2 separate regions of the Mus musculus genome follow, and region 1 is linked to region 2. Evidence: chromatin contacts called from ENCODE Hi-C or POLR2A ChIA-PET data. All regions are on one chromosome and are shown on one strand. Each heading gives the region's core, a stretch centred on a gene start or an enhancer-like site at or near the end of the contact. The rest is flanking DNA. Distances are from core to core; before and after follow the strand shown.

Region 1 (4,200 bases), core at 728-3,227, 47 kb before region 2:
CCAGTCCTAGCCTAAGGCACCAGAAAGGGTTGTAACCAACCAAGTTCATAGGCAATTATGAAGTCTTTGCTGTTCAGTTAGGTAGGGAAACCTGAAAAAAGAAACTTATTCAAGCATTTCTGCTTTCATCACAGTACTGAATTATCAGGTGTGTGTGTGTGTGTGTGTGTGTGTGTGTGTGTGTGTGTGTGTATCTGTCTCTGTGTTTTCATGTATTGGTATGTTTGCAGGTGTATGTGTGTGTGCCTGTCTGTGGAAGCCAGTGTCATTCCCGAGAAGCTCTCTACCTTGTGCTTTGAGGTAGGGATCTCGCTTTGTGCACTGGGATCTCGCTTGACAACCAGGCTAGACTGGCAGGAGAGGCCCTCTTGTCTTTGCCTCCTTGACACTAGGGCTCCAAGCATGTGCCATAGAGCCTGACTCAGTGAGCGTACAGAGGATGAGAGCCAGTCTTCTTGCTGTGCTGCAAGCACTTTACCAACTAAGCCATCTGCCCAGAGAGAGCCAACCCAGATGTGCTGGGCAGATGCCCTGCCACTAAGCTACACCCTGGCCCTACTTAGTATTCTTCTGGTTTGCTTTTGTGAAATCTCCTGTCACCATTAGTGAACAATATACACCAAATACCAATAATACTTAAATATATTTTAGGTATAATGTATGTATGCTAAAATATGAAATACTGTTTAGTAAAAAGAAGTTATATACATATTATTTCTTTATTACCACTTTGGGGGACCAGATACTGATAATAATCTTGTCCACATACTTCAAATTAGTAAGGATTTCTTTGTATTTCTAAAAATTATTTACACTTAGAAGATATGACAACTTAAAACAGGAAATAACAGGAAATCGAGTAAATATTTTTGCCTAAATTATCACTTATATTTAAAAGATGTTCATTTTGGTTAGGCTACAAAAGAACAGCTGTCATTCAAGCAAAAGTCAGACCTGTGCTGGGGCTGGAGAGATGGCTCAGTGCTTAAGAACAAGAGTTGTCTTGAAGAGGACCTGGGTTCAGTATCCAGCATACACATGATGATGGCTCATAACCATCCGTAATTCCAGTTTCAGGGCATCTGATACCCTCCTCTGACCTCTGCAAGCACCAGGCATGCATGTGGTACACAGACATATATGCAGGCAAAACACGCATACACATAAAATAAAATAAATAAATCTCAAAGTAAAATCAGCTCCAGATTTGTGTTGACTGATAGTAACACATTCCTTTTTAAAAAATGTTTATTTATTTATTATATGTAAGTACACTGTAGCTGTCTTCAGACACACTAGAAGAGGGCATCAGATTTCATTACAGATGGTTATGAGCTACCATGTGGTTGCTGGGATTTGAACTCACGACCTTTGGAAGAGCAGTCGGTGCTCTTAACCACTGAGCCATCTCACCAGCCTAGTAACACATTCTTATTGCTGCCATTACAAGTTATCATGAACTCAGTGACTTAAAGCTCATAGCTTGAAATAAACAAAACAAAACAAAACAAAACAAACAAAACAGAACTGTCTCTCCAAGCTAAGATAAAGATGTACATACATCATGGGGCTGTAGAGATGGCTCAGTGTTTAAGAGCACTCACTACTCTTACAGGGGACCAGCCATGAAAGGCTGTTCATAGTTGTATGTAACTATAGTTCAGGGGATTTATCACCCTCTCCTGGCCTCCAGGGGCGCCAGGCGCAGGCAAAACACACACACACAGAGGGATAGACATAGTGTAAGGGAAAACAAATAAATAGAATACAATAAAATGCAATAAATAACGTAATGTTTTAGTGTTTTTCTTTTTCATAGGGGAAGTGTTGTAGTTTATCCACTTGCTGTTTCCAGATTGAACAGTTAGAAGCTGTGAGCCCTTCGTCTCCCCTGCCTCCTTCTGATGGACCTTAGTTCACCTGGCAGGACAGGACAGCCACCTGTGCACTTGGCTATGGACCTCACCCGCCTGTGCACGTGGGCCATGTGTTTACTTGCAGCTCCCAGGGGGAGTCACATGCATCTGTTTACGTTCCTAAAGAGCCTAGGAGGTCACCTCTAAAAATAATCATGCTCGGTATCAGATCTTCTGGGACTTGGAGGTACATTCCTCACACACTCTCTGCCACGGCGCTGAGCCGGGCATATCCAGTTCCCCAAAAGGGCTTGGACCAGAGGACTGGATGCAACTGCCAAACGGTGCAGCCCCAGGGTTCATTTAGTTACAGATCTTGGGGGAGATCCACGTTTTAAAAAAGTGTCATGTACCTTTTCCTGTTACTACCATTGCAAGTAATGCTGAAATTTAAATGTGTTTATGGCAGCTTGTAGTTCTCCTGTTACTTTCCAAAGGGAATATTCAGATTTTCAGAACTGTGCTATAGTCATTTGATTTTGCAACAAATGTAGGTTGTCTCAGGAGGCAGAGGCAGGCAGATCTCTGAGTTCCAGGCCAGCCTGGTCTACAGAGTGCATTCTAGGACAGCCAGGGCTACACACAGAGACCCTGTTTCAAAAAAACTTAAAAAAAAAAAAGGCTGTCTGATCAGACTCTATTTGCTTTACAAGGGCCAGTGCTCCTATTGAAATGGTGGAGACTGGGGAGACAGACTTATACCTGGGGAACACCCTCATTTGCCCCTGACTCCCATCCTACTCACACAGGATTGGACTTTTTATTACTCTGCGAAGGGCTTGGAATACTTCGTGGGAAGGAAGGGAGTAGCAGGATTGAAGTTTGAGGTCATCCTCTGTCATAGTGAATTTGAGGGCAGACTGGGCTATGTGAGACTCTGTCTCAAAAAAGAATAAAGAAGAAAAGAAAAGATGACTAGTTCTTTGCCTTTAGAAGGTTAGTCTTTGACTGGGGTTGTACCTCTGGGTAACTGTCTTGCTTAGCATATGCACAGGCTCTGGGTTCAATCTCCCACACCGAAAAAGAACCTGGTATCAGATAGACTGGTGAGATGGGGAGGTTGGTTTTGTTTCTTTTCTTTCTTTTTTGTTTTTGTTTTTTATTTTGTTTTGTTTTGTTTTTTTGAGTCAGGATTTCTTCATATATCCCTGGTTGGCCTGGAACATGCTAGAGAGACCAGGCTGGCCTCACAGAGATCTGCCTCCCAAGTGCTGGGATTAAAGGTATGAACCACCACCACCTGGCTTTTTTTTTTTTTTTTCTTTTTGAGACAGTCTCACTATGAAGCTGGCCTGGAACATGCCTATAATGACTAGGCTGGCTTCAAACTCACAGAGACATGGCTGCCTCTGCCTCCTAAGTGTTGGGACTAAAGACTTGGTGTGCCCTGCTCAGCCTGGGAGGTGAGTTTCAAGTCACAAATAATGAAACCAAATGTAAGTCATGAATGGAGAGTAACAGGTTCCTAGCAAAGGAGACAACTAGAGTTAGCAAAGTGGCATAGCCTGGAAAGTACCTTCAAGCAAGCCTGATGATCTGAGTTCAAGTCCTAGAGACGACTCTCACAAGTTGACCTCTGACTTTTCATGTGCATCATGTGCACGATGGTGCCCACACGTATACACAAAATAATTAAATGTTAAAAAAAATTTTTTTAAAGAAGTGAATCTCGGGCTGGAGAGATGGCTCAGCAGGTAAGAGCAGTGACTGCTCTTCTGAAGGTCCTGAGTTCAATTCCCAGCAACCACATGGTGGCTCACAATCACCCATGATGAGATCTGACACCCTCTTATTGGTGCATCAGAAGACAGCTACAGTGTACTTACATAATAAATAATAAATAAATCTTAAAAAAAAAAAGAAGTGAATCTCAGGCTGGAGAGATGGCTCATCATTTAAGAGCACTGGCTGCTTGCTCTTCCAGGGGTCCTGAGTTTAATTCCCAGCAACCACATGGTGGCTCACAACCATCTGTAATGGGATCTGATGCCCTCTTCTGGTGTGTCTGAAAAGAGACAGCTACAGTGTACTCATATAAATGAAATAAATAAATCTTTCGAAGAAGAAGGAGGAGGAGGAGAAGAAGAAGAGGAAGAGGAAGAGGAAGAGGGAAGAGGGAAGAGGGAAGAAGGAAGAAGAAAGAGGAAGAGGAAGAGGAAGAAGAAGAAGAAGAAGAAGAAGGAAGAAGAAGAAGAAGAAGAAGAAGAAGAAGAAGAAGAAGAAGAAGAAGAAGAAGAAGAAGAAGAAGTAGTGAACCTCTAGAACTTTATGCCTCTTGGCTGGA
Region 2 (4,240 bases), core at 950-3,449:
TCCTGGATCCCATGTAAAGGTGGAGGAATGAAGCAGTTCCATGACACTTTCCTCTAATACACACACATGTGCGCACACATACTAATGACACACATACATATATACATACACATGCACATGCACACTGACACACATATATGCATACACACATGCGCATACATACACACTGACACACATACATACATACACACACATACAAACATACACACACTTAAACATATTCTCTCATGCACGTGCATGCACACACACACTTGCACATACACTCACACAATAATATATACAAATTCAGAATAAAACAATTTTTTAAAGATTCACTGAAACAGTATTACTGTTCAGTAGCAAATCAATGGAATAAACGGAAAGGCACATTTGGAAAGTTAGGGTTTTGTAAAAGCAGCATTTTCTTTTCTGTCTGTCTGTCTGTCTGTCTGTCTCTCTCTCTCTCTCTCTCTGAGACAGGGTTTCTCTGTGTATCTCTGTGTATCCCTGGCTGTTCTGGAACTCACTCTGTAGATCAGGCTGGCCTCAAACTCAAGAGATCTGCCTGCCTCTGCCATAACTGAGCATCGTATCTAGGATCTGGAAGATTCTAGGCAACATACTTTATCACTGAACTACATCTCCAGCCCCTCTTTTCCCTTTTACATTTTATTACATTATTTTACTATGTGGAAAGAGATGCATATCACAACTTGTCAGAGTTGGTTCTCTCCTTCCACTATGTGGGTTCTAAGGATCCAACTCAGGACCCGAGGCTTCAAAGCAAGGGCCTTTACCAGCCAAGCCATCTCACCAGCCCTTTTTTAAAAAAGCTTTTTATGGCCCGGCATGGTGGCGCACGCCTTTAATCCCAGCACTCGGGAGGCAGAGGCAAGTGGATTTCTGAGTTTGAGGCCAGCCTGGTCTACAAAGTGAGTTCCAGGACAGCCAGGGCTACACAGAGAAACCCTGTCTTGGAAGAAAAAAAAAAAAAGAGAAGCTTTTTGAAAACTCCTACTCTGTGGGAAGCCACATGTGCCGTTGCAGAGTGGCACTGACTACTGCTGGCCACCACGCATAAGATTGGACAAACAACCAATGTGTACATATGCAGTAAAGTTTTTTGCAAAGACACTGCCTGGCCCAGGCATGATAATGAGGTTCTGTAAGGTACGGAGAGTATAACCAATCAGATGTGAGACATGCAAATGAGGTATGATAATGAGGTTCTGTAAGGTACTGAGAGAGAGTAGCCAATCAGATGAGGAACATGCAAATGAGGCTTAGTGCATAACCAATCCGGGTGTGAGACACGCCCCTCCTAGGCCTATAAAAGCAGCACCAGTTCTTCCTGGCCAGTCGAGCGCGTGCAAGACTACTCCTTTTAAGTAAACTTCAAATGAAGTAAACGACATATGTGCACATGTACAATAAAAACCCTGCAAGTGTATACGGAAATGCAATCAGGTAAGCAGGGAGTTGGAGAGGGACGGAAGCTTGATTAGGTATGCCTACCACAAAGTTAAAACCTTTCACAAACTAAACCTTACTGGCTTTAATAGCCAAACGATTTTTGCAATCTTTAAATAAAAGTTAATATTGCTAATATACAAAAGCACTGTAAGTTTTAAAAATGTTAATACCTCGAATATAAAGAAAACAACTTATAAGCAAGGAATTCATAAAGAACCAGTAAGTATATGGAAAGTATTCAGTTTTATACCTAGGTAACAAAATGCAAATTCATACAAGAGTCTGACAAAAGGCTGACTAGTAACAGAATGATTCATGCTGTCACGCAGCATTCTAATACTTACTGGGAAAATGCATTTTAATAAGAACACTTCTAGGAAGCCTCTGTTAAGGTTCAGAATCTTACAAATGGGCATTCCCTTTGATCTAGCAATCTATCACTGCTTGTAGAAATGAAAAATTGTAAATACCTTAAAAGCCCAGTAACTATGGGTTCTTTAAACAACTAGAATAGCCATACGACCACTTAAAATGTATCTAAGACCTGGAAAAACAGGTACCAAAAACCCCTTTGTGCATATTTGAAAACTCTACATTTACATAGCAGTATGACAATACCCTCATCCTTGTGGGTTTTGTGTCCCACTCTGGTGGGCAGAGCCACCTTAGGTAGCCCAGGCATGTCTCAAGCTGACCTTGACTATACCTTTGGTTCCCAACGTAGACGATTACTTCACTTAATTTCCCCCACTCCGTGGTTTTTGACACAATCTCGGTATGTAGCCCAAGGTGGAGTAGAATTCGCAGTAATCCTCCTGCCTCAACAACGCCCGTCATTTTTTTTTTCTTTTATTGCTTAACTATTTCGGATATAATTGTGTACTGTTGGAATGCTGTTCGCATAGCAAACTGAATTTTTTTAACGCATTATTTTTAAAACGAGGCGATGAGAGAGGCGTTGCCAGCACCATGCCGGGCTCCGGAAAGGTGAAGGGCTCAGCGCCTTAGAAACAAGCCCCCGCACCAGGGGATTAAGGGCCACGGGGGATGGGGGGGAGCCGTGACGGCTGAGGGAGGGACCTCTAGCCTTCTGAGGAAGTGCGATCCCTCTTCCCGCTGGAGTGCGCGCCGCCCGCGCCTTTATTGCGGAGGTGTGGAGAAGAGCGTGGGAACAGCACGCAGGACAGCCTCCCGCTCCAGCGTACAGGGCGGGCGCCGTCAGCGCCGGTACCAACGAGACAGGACCGCGCTGCGTGCCTAGAGCGGCCCTGCCGCTGTGCGCGTGTGCAGAGGCGGTCCAGCCCGGTGCGCTCAGCGCTAGTGGGCGAGGTGATCTGTACCCTGACTGAAGGTCTAGGGCAGTGCTGACGCGAGTTCGCAAGGCGCGTTCGTGCTCCTGGTTGGTAGGACCCAGGGGCAAGCGAGGCTTTCCTCAGAGCCCTAGGATGGGAGGTGGAGGGAGACGAGGCCAGGTTCTGCAGAAAGAAGGCTCAGGCTAGCCCTTGAGGAAGAGTGAGGAGCATCGGGACAAAACGGCCATCCTCCAGACCCAGACGCTGAGTATGGAGACACCTCGGCCAATCACTCTATTGGAAAACCAAATAGAACAAACCTGTTTGGGATGAAGGTTGATAACCAATTTGGAATGATGTGTGTTGAAACGAATGGATTTTGGTTTTGAGGCATTAGCAGGACATTTGAGTAGAAGAGCTGATAGGAGATTTGTTTTAGAAACTGGGTTTACTCTGTAACCCAGGTTGGCCTGGAGCTTAGTTTTCTCGGCTTCTCAGAGCAGAATTCCCGCCTTGTGCCGCCACGCCTGGCTGAAGTTTGGGAACATGGACTGTGAATGTAGAATGTAAGGTGTAGTCTGCAGCTCAGGAGAGTCAGCTAAGTGACAGTTGTCTATAGTCATGTTTACAGGCTCAGTGTTTAGTCCCTAGCAGAAAAAAATTGAAGTAAAGCAATGTAAATGCATTGTCTTGACTAAAAAACTCCATAGGGATTGAGTGGTAAGTTTGACATAAAACTATATATAATTTCACAGAGCAGACAAGAATCATGAAGTTTGGGGGGCGAAAAACTTTGGAAGGCCTGGAAGCCACATAGGACTACCAAGTCAGACATTTTCAAACCAACCAGTTAAATAATGGGCAAAGGAAAAAAATCAGAAGGATGCCCGTTTATTAATTATGGCATATATCCTTGCCTGGCTTAACATAAATTATGTAACTGATAGAAACATTATACTTAAATGATATTTACCCATTAGCAAGAACAGAATTTTAAGAGGTTTTACTTGTAAACATCAGGACCTTTAACTACATCTTGAGGGTTTTTTAAATGAAAATTCGCAAAATCAAGTTGGACTAACTAATGTGTATTTTAAGTATGAGACCTTAAATTTCTAATTATGAGGATTTTTTTGTGGGTGGGAAGATGATTCAGTGGTTAGGAGTATTTCTTGCTCTTACAGAGAGCCACTTTGATGCCCAGCATCCATGAAGGGCAGCTCACAACCGCTGTGAGACTAGTTCCAGGGCAGTTACAGGCATGTGCTCTCACACACACAGTTATTTTTTTCGATTATGAGTTTTTTCCTAAAATTGTTCGAAAATTAAACTAGTGTGTTTAGTTAGAAATGTTAGAAAGTGGTGTGTGAGGTTGCTGGTGGGAAGAGGGCATGGCAGTGAGCCTGACTACCTCAGTTCAGGCTCCAGGTTCCACATGGTGGAATGAGAGCAGCATCTCCTGAAATTTGTCCTCTGTCACCCACCCCTGCATACAC

The links. Hi-C counts contacts between places; a loop is a spot of excess contacts on that map. ChIA-PET counts read pairs that join two places held with the same protein, here RNA polymerase II (POLR2A).
Region 1: a loop to region 2 is called in a map of gastrocnemius, with 2.0 times the contacts of the local background. The contact joins two enhancer-like sites. A Hi-C loop is called at or near these places in 2 of 37 maps with a recorded cell type or tissue (both gastrocnemius). POLR2A ChIA-PET finds 5 or more read pairs at or near these places in 3 of 5 experiments (all embryonic stem cell).

What each region holds. Positions count from the first base shown.
Region 1 is chr11:23,112,680-23,116,879 of GRCm38, reverse strand. No RefSeq gene overlaps it. Among named protein-coding and RNA genes, the nearest start is that of Gm39610, 11 kb to the right of the region's middle. Within about 2 kb of position 1,977, at least 1 of the 3 ENCODE cell types and tissues checked has a DNase peak (open chromatin) inside an H3K27ac peak, as active enhancers do.
Region 2 is chr11:23,066,325-23,070,564 of GRCm38, reverse strand. Gm12059 (a long non-coding RNA gene) reads right to left here. Exons shown (of 2, transcript XR_872307.2): 1 at 2,148-4,240. Among named protein-coding and RNA genes, the nearest start is that of Gm12059, 3.4 kb to the right of the region's middle. Within about 2 kb of position 2,199, at least 1 of the 3 ENCODE cell types and tissues checked has a DNase peak (open chromatin) inside an H3K27ac peak, as active enhancers do.